Regions from separate parts of the Homo sapiens genome. Here all the other regions are linked to region 3. The links are chromatin contacts, found by Hi-C or POLR2A ChIA-PET in ENCODE. All regions are on one chromosome and are shown on one strand. Each heading gives the region's core, a stretch centred on a gene start or an enhancer-like site at or near the end of the contact. The rest is flanking DNA. Distances are from core to core; before and after follow the strand shown.

Region 1 (2,935 bases), core at 1-2,500, 640 kb before region 3:
TATGCCCAGCCGGACGCATCCTTGCTAGGCATTGAGTTGACAGTGCAGCCGCCCCGGAAAAGCTGGGGTCTCGTGCGCTGCGGTACGGGCATCTTCCAGCAAGAAGGGTGAGGAGGTCCCCAAGGTCTTTCCAGCACCCCTGGGAGAGACGGGAGTCTGTGAATAAAGCCTTGGGCGCAGCTGAACGAAGGACTTTTTCTCTCAGCACAACTAATGTGAGAACACTGTCACCTGCTTCCATCTCTGGGGAATGCATTTTCTGAACAGGTGCTGGCCCCGGCCCTCCCCTCCACACCACCTCTGCTTCAAATGGGAAATCTAAACCTCTCAAGGCCCAGAGGCTGTTTGTTTCTCTCTTATTTCTAAGGCATCCACCCATGAGTGCTAGAGAAACCTACCTTTCCTGCTGTTGGAGCCTTCTAGGACCTCCCTGTCTCAAAAACTATGACCAGCACCGTGCTCATGATCAGCGGGCTGGTGCGCAGTGGTGGGGATGGCCTTAAACCCCGACTGCCCAGGTAACACCCTCATTTCAGTAATGGCCCATCATGATGGCAAGCCTTAATGGGAGGTGTGGTGGGCAGAACGAGGAGCCCCGACCCCGAAACAAAGAGGCTCACCTCCTAATCCCCAGGACCTAAGCCTATGTTACTTTTCACAGCAAACAGGAATTCAGGTAGCAGAGGAGTTCAGGTTGCAATCAGCTGTCTGTGAGGCAGGGAGAGGACCCTGGAATATCCTGTGGGTGCAGTGTCATCACAAGGGTCCTTGTGAGTGAGAACCTTTCCCAGCTGTGTTTACAGCGGAGACACGGCTGTGAAGAACGCAGGAGGTGCAACGTTGCTGGCTTTGATGATGGATGGGGGGATGTAAGCCAAGGGGCATGGACACCTCTAAAAGCTGGGCACAGTGTGAAGTGGAATCCTCCCTCAGAGCCTCCAGAAAGGACTGCAGCCCTACAGACACCTTTACTTTCGCCCAGGGAGGCCGTGTCAGACTTCTGACCTCCAGAGCTGTAAGGTACTACATTTGTGTTGTTGCAGCCACCAAGTTGGAGGTCATTTGTTACAGCAGCAACAAGAAATCAATATGGAGGTGATTTCAGGCCCCGGAGGGATTCTGAGGGCAGTGGGCACATTCAGGAGTTTCAAGTCAATACAGTGGTGACAGGTGCCCAGCACCTTACTTCCTCGGGGCGAATTTGCCGAAGAGCGGAGAGAGCAGGTTTCAATGCAAAGAGGAAGAACCAGGAAACAGTCACATCAGAGCATCTGCTTTTGTCCTTGCCAAATGCACAGGCACAGATCAGCTTGGAGAACTCCCTTTTGTGTTTCTGGTTCAAGGAACGGAGCCCTCATTTCTCCCTGTGCTCGTGAGGAACAGGAAGTCAAATGAAAGTTTAAAAGGATGACGCGGCTGGAAAAATCATTGTAATCGTGAGTACTGTCTCAGGGGCAGCCTTTAGACTTTGCCCAGTTTATCTGTCACCAAACAAAGGATCATAACAGGGACAGGTCCATTGTGATCTGTCTGCTGGGAAGAGCCTCACAGCCAGGGTGGAGACACAGAAAGAAAGGACAGTTGGGATGCACATGGAAGGCAGACCCTCCCTCTGGGTGAACGGCCTGGCACAGGGCCACTGTAGGAAGATCTGGCACCTCTGGGCCCTTTTTCTGCCTCTTCCCTCCCTCAGGCTGACCCTGCATTTAAAGGAGTGGAGGCAGGGCCTGGTTGTCAAACTGACAGGCCACATACCCAGAGGGAGGAAGTCGCTCTCCAGTGGAGAGACGATCTCTGGCCGTGGAGTCAGTACTTGTGAATTTCCACCAAGCTCTGTTATTGACGATGATCTTGAGCAATCGTGGGTTCCCCTTGAGCCCTGGGTTCTTTATCTTTTTTTTTTTAATTATTATTATACTTTAAGTTTTAGGGTACATGTGCACAATGTGCAGGTTAGTTACATATGTATACATGTGCCATGCTGGGGTGCTGCACCCATTAACTCGTCATTTAGCATTAGGTATATCTCCTAATGCTATCCCTCCCCGCTCCCCCCACCCCACAACAGTCCCCAGAGTGTGATGTTCCCCTTCCTGTGTCCATGTGTTCTCACTGTTCAATTCCCACCTATGAGTGAGAACATGTGGTGTTTGGTTTTTTGTCCTTGAGATAGTTTACTGAGAATGTTGATTTCCAATTTCATCCATGTCCCTACAAAGGACGTGAACTCATCGTTTTTTATGGCTGCATAGTATTCCATGGTGTATATGTGCAACATTTTCTTAATCCAGTCTATCATTGTTGGACATTTGGGTTGGTTCCAAGTCTTTGCTATTGTGAGTAGTGCCGCAATAAACATACGTGTGCATGTGTCTTTATAGCAGCATGATTTATAGTCCTTTGGATATATACCCAGTAATGGGATGGCTGGGTCAAATGGTATTTCTAGTTCTAGATCCCTGAGGAATCGCCACACTGACTTCCACAATGGTTGAACTCGTTTACAGTCCCACCAACAGTGTAAAAGTGTTCCTATTTCTCCACATCCTCTCCAGCACCTGTTGTTTCCTGACTTTTTAATGATTGCTATTCTAACTGGTGTGAGATGGTATCTCATTGTGGTTTTGATTTGCATTTCTCTGATGGCCAGTGATGATGAGCATTTTTTCATGTGTCTTTTGGCTTCATAAATGTCTTCTTTTGAGAAGTGTCTGTTCATATCCTTCACCCACTTTTTGATGGGGTTGTTTGTTTTTTCTTGTAAATTTGTTTGAGTTCATTGTAGATTCTGGATATTAGCCCTTTGTCAGATGAGTAGGTTGCGAAAATTTTTCCCATTTTGTAGGTTGCCTGTTCACTCTGATGGTAGTTTCTTTTGCTGTGCAGAAGCTCTTTAGTTTAATTAGATCCCATTTGTCAATTTTGGCTTTTGTTG
Region 2 (2,915 bases), core at 7-2,506, 760 kb before region 3:
TGCAGAGCCCCTGATGTGGAAGGAGGAACCACAGGGGCTGGGGAGGGGAGGGCATGAGTGAAGGTTCCTGCTCGACACTAGAAGTGACCCCACTTGGCGGCAAAATGGTCCTTCATCCTTTATGCATTCGTAGAAATCGCAACATGCCTTTCTGTTTCATGTAACTACAATTTAGTTAATGCTCAGTAGGATTTGTAAGCCCTTCACATCTCTGAGGATTTATTTTATTTCAGAGTGAAAGTGACTTTATGGCCCATTTACCATTAGTGTGACTTATTGCATTATTCGAAGGAGGAGGAGGGGAGCAAGAAGACAAGGCAGTCTCCGTTACGCGTATCGCCATCAACAGGATGACCACCACACATTCCTGCCCAAGGAAGAGGGGCGGATGCAACCTTTCTGTGCTATTGTTTATGAGAGCACTGAAGCCTGGGTGATCATGCAATATTTCAGTACATGAGTGTTTCAAGTGTGTGTGTGAAGGAGATATTAAAATAGAGGTGTGAGAGTAATTAGTATTTGGAAGTAATGGATATTTTGAGTTCAAAAGATGCCACACGTCAACGATGATGAGGAATGACTAGCTACTTAACTCCAGTGCTGGCACCCTTAAATTACAGGGATACTGAAGCGAGACGGAGTTAGCATCTGACCAGCGACCAACAGTGGACCGGCGAGGCGGGCTCCTAATTAGAGCGAGATTCCCAGAAGCTGGACAGCCCCTGTATTTATGGGAGCATGCGGCGCAGCTGGCAGTGACCCCCAGGAAACCTCGGCAGCAGCCGCCGCCGCGGGTGTGGTGACCTCGGGCCCGCCGCCTACCTGGAGCGTTTCGGCGGCGCCTGGTTCAGAACCACCGGGGCGGACAGCTCCCTGGAGCTGCACGCGGACTGCGGAAGGGGACAGTGAGCGGGATCGGCCCGCACTCCGTCCGCGGGCCCGGACCGCTGGAAGCACCCGGGTCCCCCTCCCCTCCTGTTCCCCGGTCCCGCCCTCCCCCTCCCGCGCTGCGCGTGGCGGTCCCGGGCTGCGCGTCCCTGTAGGAGGAGACCGGCACTGCCGCCGGCGGCCCTCCCCCTAACCGCCAGCCCCGGCCGCGCGCCCCGCCCCGCCCCGCGGAGGAGGGTGGGGGCGTTCCCCGCGCCGGGCCCGCCCAGCTCCCCCGCGGCTGTCCGGGCCGGGCTCCCCATTGGCCGGCGGGCGGGAGGTGAGGGGCGGCAGGGCCCGCCTCTGGCGGCTCGCGCCCGGGAAGGTCGGCAGCCGAGCGCCGGAGGCCGTGGAGAGGGCGGGCAGGGAGGCGGCGGGCGCCGAGGAGACGCAGCGGCGGCGGTGGTGGCGGTGGTGGCGGCGGTGGCGGCGGCGGCGCCTGGTCTCGGCCGCAGCCTCTGCGTCCCGCCCGCTCTGGGTCGCCCCTGCCAGCCCCGCGCGCGGCTCGCCTCCCGCCGCGGCCCGCAGCCTGCGGCGCCCGAGCTCCGAGGGCGCTTCCCCGGGCGCTGGGCCCGAGGCGGCCAAGACGGCGGGCCGGCCGGGCACGGGGCGGCGGGCGCTGTGCTGCGGGCTGCGCTGGTGGGGGGCGGCGGGCCGCGGCGCGGGCCCAGGGCCCGGCGTGTGCGGCTGGGAGGCACTGTGGGGGCGGGCGCGCGGGCGGCGGCCGGGGCCATGGCCGAGGGCGGCGGGGGCGCGCGGAGGAGGGCGCCGGCGCTGCTCGAGGCTGCCCGCGCGCGCTACGAGAGCCTGCACATCTCGGACGACGTGTTCGGCGAGTCCGGCCCGGACAGCGGCGGGAACCCCTTCTACAGCACCTCGGCCGCCTCGCGCTCCTCCTCGGCCGCCTCCTCGGACGACGAGCGCGAGCCCCCGGGACCCCCAGGGGCCGCCCCGCCACCGCCCCGCGCCCCGGACGCACAGGAGCCGGAGGAGGACGAGGCCGGCGCGGGCTGGAGCGCAGCGCTGCGGGACCGCCCGCCCCCGCGCTTCGAGGATACCGGCGGTAAGGGGCTGCCCGCGGGTGGATGTCGGGGGCGGCGCTGGAACCGGGCGCGGGGGAGGCGTGGGTGCTGGGGCGGGCGAGTCCAGACTCTCCGTGGGCTGGCTTGTGGGTGTCTCTCCGGAAACAAATGAGGCTGCAGGAGCGGTGATCGGTCTGACTGCTCCTGGGGGCTCCGAACCCGTGGGTGGAGAGGGTAAGGCGGAGGCCGTGGCCAGCACTTTTCCAGTGACAATGTCGTCGGGGACCTTTTCCTTCACTTCCTGGGAGCACCCCAGCCCCTGCATGGGAAGTCTGTCACACCTGTGGGTCGGACTTTTAGGGGTGGATTGAAGTTAGGCTTTCCTAGTTGAGGGGGCTTTTCTGAAAGCCCGGCGTGGCTGGTGGAGGCAGGGGGAGTCGTTTTTTCACTGACAGCCCAAGAGCAAGCCTTACAGCAGGTGACGCGGGCGAGGCAGGTAGGAGTTGGCCCAGTGAGAGTTGAGAGAGAGGCCACCCGCGGCGTCTTGACTTGGCTTAGTTTTCTCCTTAATCTGAGAAACTTTCCCTGTCCGCGCCATTCCAGATCTCTTGTTAAGAATGGGGAGGAGTGAAGGAAGGGACCGATTGGGCAGCGTTAAGGTGCTTGCTTTTCCGCCAGAAGGTACTTTCAGGTGTGTCCTGCTTACCACTGTGGCCACAGACAAGCCCCGAATACCTGGAGAAGGTGGCTAGGGTGCTGGCAGCTGCGGCTGCCCCACTCCTCTTCACTGTCTGTTTTTGTGGGAGTTGGCTGTTGAAATATCACCACTTCCTCTGCAGAAGCTCCGCAGCCTCTGCCTTCTTTGAAAGCTGCAGACCAGCCGCCCTCTCATGCTGGTATTTCTTGTTCCACGGCCTTCTGTAGCAGGCCCGTGCTCCTGCATGCTGTGTTCTTCCGTAGAAGTGC
Region 3 (2,751 bases), core at 45-2,544:
AGTCATCATAAGGCCAGGCGTGGTGGCTCATGCCTGTAATCCCAGCACTTTGGGAGTCCAAGGATGGTGGATCACCTGAGGTCAGGAGTTCAAGACCAGCCTGGCCACCATGGTGAAACCCCGTCTCTACCAAAAAAATATAAAAATTAGCCAAGCATGGTGGCACGCACCTATAGTTCCAGCTACTCAGGAGGCTGAGGTGGGAGAATCGCTTGAACCTGGGAGGCAGAGGCTGCAGTGAGCCAAGATCATGCCACTGTAACCCATCCTGGGCAACAGAGCAAGACCCTGTCTCAAAAAAAAAAAAAAAAAGAAATTTGTTTTTTGAAAGGAGACTCTTTGGAGGTTTGAAGGAAGATGGAGGGACAACCACTAGGACTATTTAGAAACAATCTCTAGGATGAGTGACCACAGGCAGTAAGAGAAAAGAGGGAAGATGCTAGTGAGAGCTGGGACTGAAGGAGAGTGAGGAATTGGTTATGTCTTCCAGATTTTCAACTCAATTCAATGAGCAGAAATTGGCAAGTTTGAAAAGGACTTGCCCAGAGGCAATGGTGACATCAGGGAGTGGAAGGTCAGGAAAGTTAGAAGGTCTAGAGAGAATTGTCAAGGATTAATCCTTGAGGACACCAGTATTTTAGGGGAAGGGAGAGAAAAAGGTAACCAAGAGCATCAGAGATAGTCGAGGCCCTAGAGGATGCAGAGAGCCAGCGGGGGGTCCGACCAGCCAAGGGTGTCCAGCGATGGTCAAGGACCTACCACACATTCGTGAAGCCAGGTGTCTTTCAGAGGGCAGTTTTGATGGGAAGGATGACCAAGGAGCAAAGGTAGACTCCTTATAATTGTTGGGTAGTCAAGAGAAAAGGCTGATGGAAATGTGAGAGGATAACAGGATCGAGACTGAAGATAAATTAAGAGTATTCTGTGTGTGTCTATAAACAGCAGGGAAAGTGATAGCAGAGACTCGAGAGACAGAGGGCTATGGTTAGATGGGAAGAGATTGTGTGCCTGATTTAATCTGTTATAAAGCTCAAAGAGGGCTTAGAGAAAATACCAGTGCAGGCTGCATGCCAAGTCAGAGAATACCAGACACTGAATGGCACCGGCACCCACATCTGTCCCCACAAGAACAGCCATTCTGAGTCTTTGAAATGGCCATAGTTGGGAAACAGTTGGCCATGCCCTCTAGCATGACATTAAGGTACAGGAAGACGCAGGGCCGTGCACTGATTTGTGTTTCTGTGGGTGCTTCTTTATCACCACCTTGGCAGCCGGCCAGGCGTTACTGCTGGGATTTCCCGTGGCCTCATTTTTCTGAGTGTGTTTCTCGCCCCAGGCCCCAGCACACTTTCACCTCCGTTGAGCCTGGTCTACTGAGTCACATCCCCTCAATCCTCCTTTGTAATGAAAAACCACTCCCACTACTACTAGTTGTGTTCTTTCTGGAGCATTTCACAAACCTCTTCCTTCCTCTCATCCAAATATTTATGTTCTACGATCAACCAGAACTTCACATTAAAACCATTGTAACAATCCAGTCTCCACAAGCTCCTAACATCCCAAAGCTATGCTGCCTCATGGATGTTTCTCCCTCTGATGAAAAAAGAGATCTTCCTCCCAATAGGTGACCCCAGCAGAAGAGAGAGAACAGGATTTTGTAGAGAATCAATCCCCATGACTCCATTCCTTTCTCCCTCAACAGAGCTGGCTCTGGAGTTAAGGGTAGGGCAGGACAATCAGGGAACTCCAAAGACGAGGAAGGAGGTGACAGACCTAGGGATGCCAGTGAGGCACAGTGGTCATGGTGGCAACGGGGAACAAGCTGGGTAGAGGGACAACAGGGCAGGCCAAAGAAAGGACATTACAAACAGGCTCATTGGGCCAGGCACGGTGGCTTACACCTGTAATCCCAGCACTTTGGAGGCCAAGGCAAGAGGATCACCTGAGCCCAGGAGTTCAATTCCAGCCAGGGCAAGAGCGAAATCCCATCTCTACTTAAAAAAGATTAGCGAGGCGTGGTGGCATGCACCTGTAGTCCTAGCTACTTGGGAGGCTGACATGGGAGGAGCACTTCAGCCCAGGAGTTGGAGGCTGCAGTGAGCTAGGATCACACCACTGTACTCCAGCCTCTTAAAAAAAAGGAGCAAGGGAAGCCAAGAAGAGTCCAACAAGGAGGCTCAAGTGTGAGTTCTCACATCAGCGATGGCAGATGGGCAGGGGTGGCAGTCCTGGGAATGTGGGGTCAGGACATTTCAGAAGGGTCCCCAGTGTGGACATGAGGCTACAAAAAATATCAGCAGGAAACAAGAGGGAAGACTGGGAAAGAAGAGAGGTCACCAGCAAGCAGGAGTGATTGAGAGAGGTGGCCCAGACACACCAGGGAGGGAGGGCAGAGAAGTCAGTGAGTGGGGATGGCAGAATGGTGTTGGAAGGACGTGGGGACAAGAAAGCACAGGGCAACAGAAGTAACATCCATTAGAGAGACACGAGAGACATACAGGCTGAGGGGGAAAGGGTGAATATCACCTCTCCCTCCAGCCACTGAACTTGTCTGCTGGAAGAGATGGAAAAGGTAAACGACAAAGTAAAATTTAAAAAAAAAGGAGAGTGTTCAGAAGTTGCACAAGGGAATGAGGAATCAAAAACGACACTGCTGCTGCCTCTACAGCGGCTTTTATGAGACATAAAGCAGAAACGTATGAGCTTATTAGACAAAAGAATTCAGGCTATAGCCTGGCATGCCGGCAATAA

Evidence for each region. A loop is a pair of places that touch in the nucleus more often than their neighbours do. ChIA-PET counts read pairs that join two places held with the same protein, here RNA polymerase II (POLR2A). Pooled maps may share reads with other maps.
Region 1: a loop to region 3 is called in a map of heart right ventricle, with 4 times the contacts of the local background. The contact joins two enhancer-like sites. A Hi-C loop is called at or near these places in 117 of 168 maps with a recorded cell type or tissue (A673, B cell, CD14-positive monocyte and 66 more), 37 of 37 single-sample maps with no recorded cell type and 49 of 50 pooled maps. POLR2A ChIA-PET finds 5 or more read pairs at or near these places in 2 of 52 experiments (MCF 10A and OCI-LY7).
Region 2: a loop to region 3 is called in a pooled map, with 8 times the contacts of the local background. The contact joins the promoter of PGBD5 here to the enhancer-like site in region 3. A Hi-C loop is called at or near these places in 4 of 50 pooled maps.

Annotation. Positions count from the first base shown.
Region 1 is chr1:230,298,111-230,301,045 of GRCh38, reverse strand. No RefSeq gene overlaps it. Among named protein-coding and RNA genes, the nearest start is that of PGBD5, 130 kb to the left of the region's middle. Within about 2 kb of position 1,250, at least 5 of the 41 ENCODE cell types and tissues checked have a DNase peak (open chromatin) inside an H3K27ac peak, as active enhancers do; they include B cell and spleen, where a contact is called at or near this core.
Region 2 is chr1:230,424,673-230,427,587 of GRCh38, reverse strand. PGBD5 (piggyBac transposable element derived 5) reads left to right here and starts at 1,256. Exons shown (of 7, transcript NM_001258311.2): 1 at 1,256-1,990. The coding sequence starts at 1,660. RefSeq lists enhancers at 87-633, 634-1,181 and a silencer at 990-1,309.
Region 3 is chr1:229,662,859-229,665,609 of GRCh38, reverse strand. No RefSeq gene overlaps it. Among named protein-coding and RNA genes, the nearest start is that of URB2, 38 kb to the right of the region's middle. Within about 2 kb of position 1,294, at least 5 of the 41 ENCODE cell types and tissues checked have a DNase peak (open chromatin) inside an H3K27ac peak, as active enhancers do; they include B cell and spleen, where a contact is called at or near this core.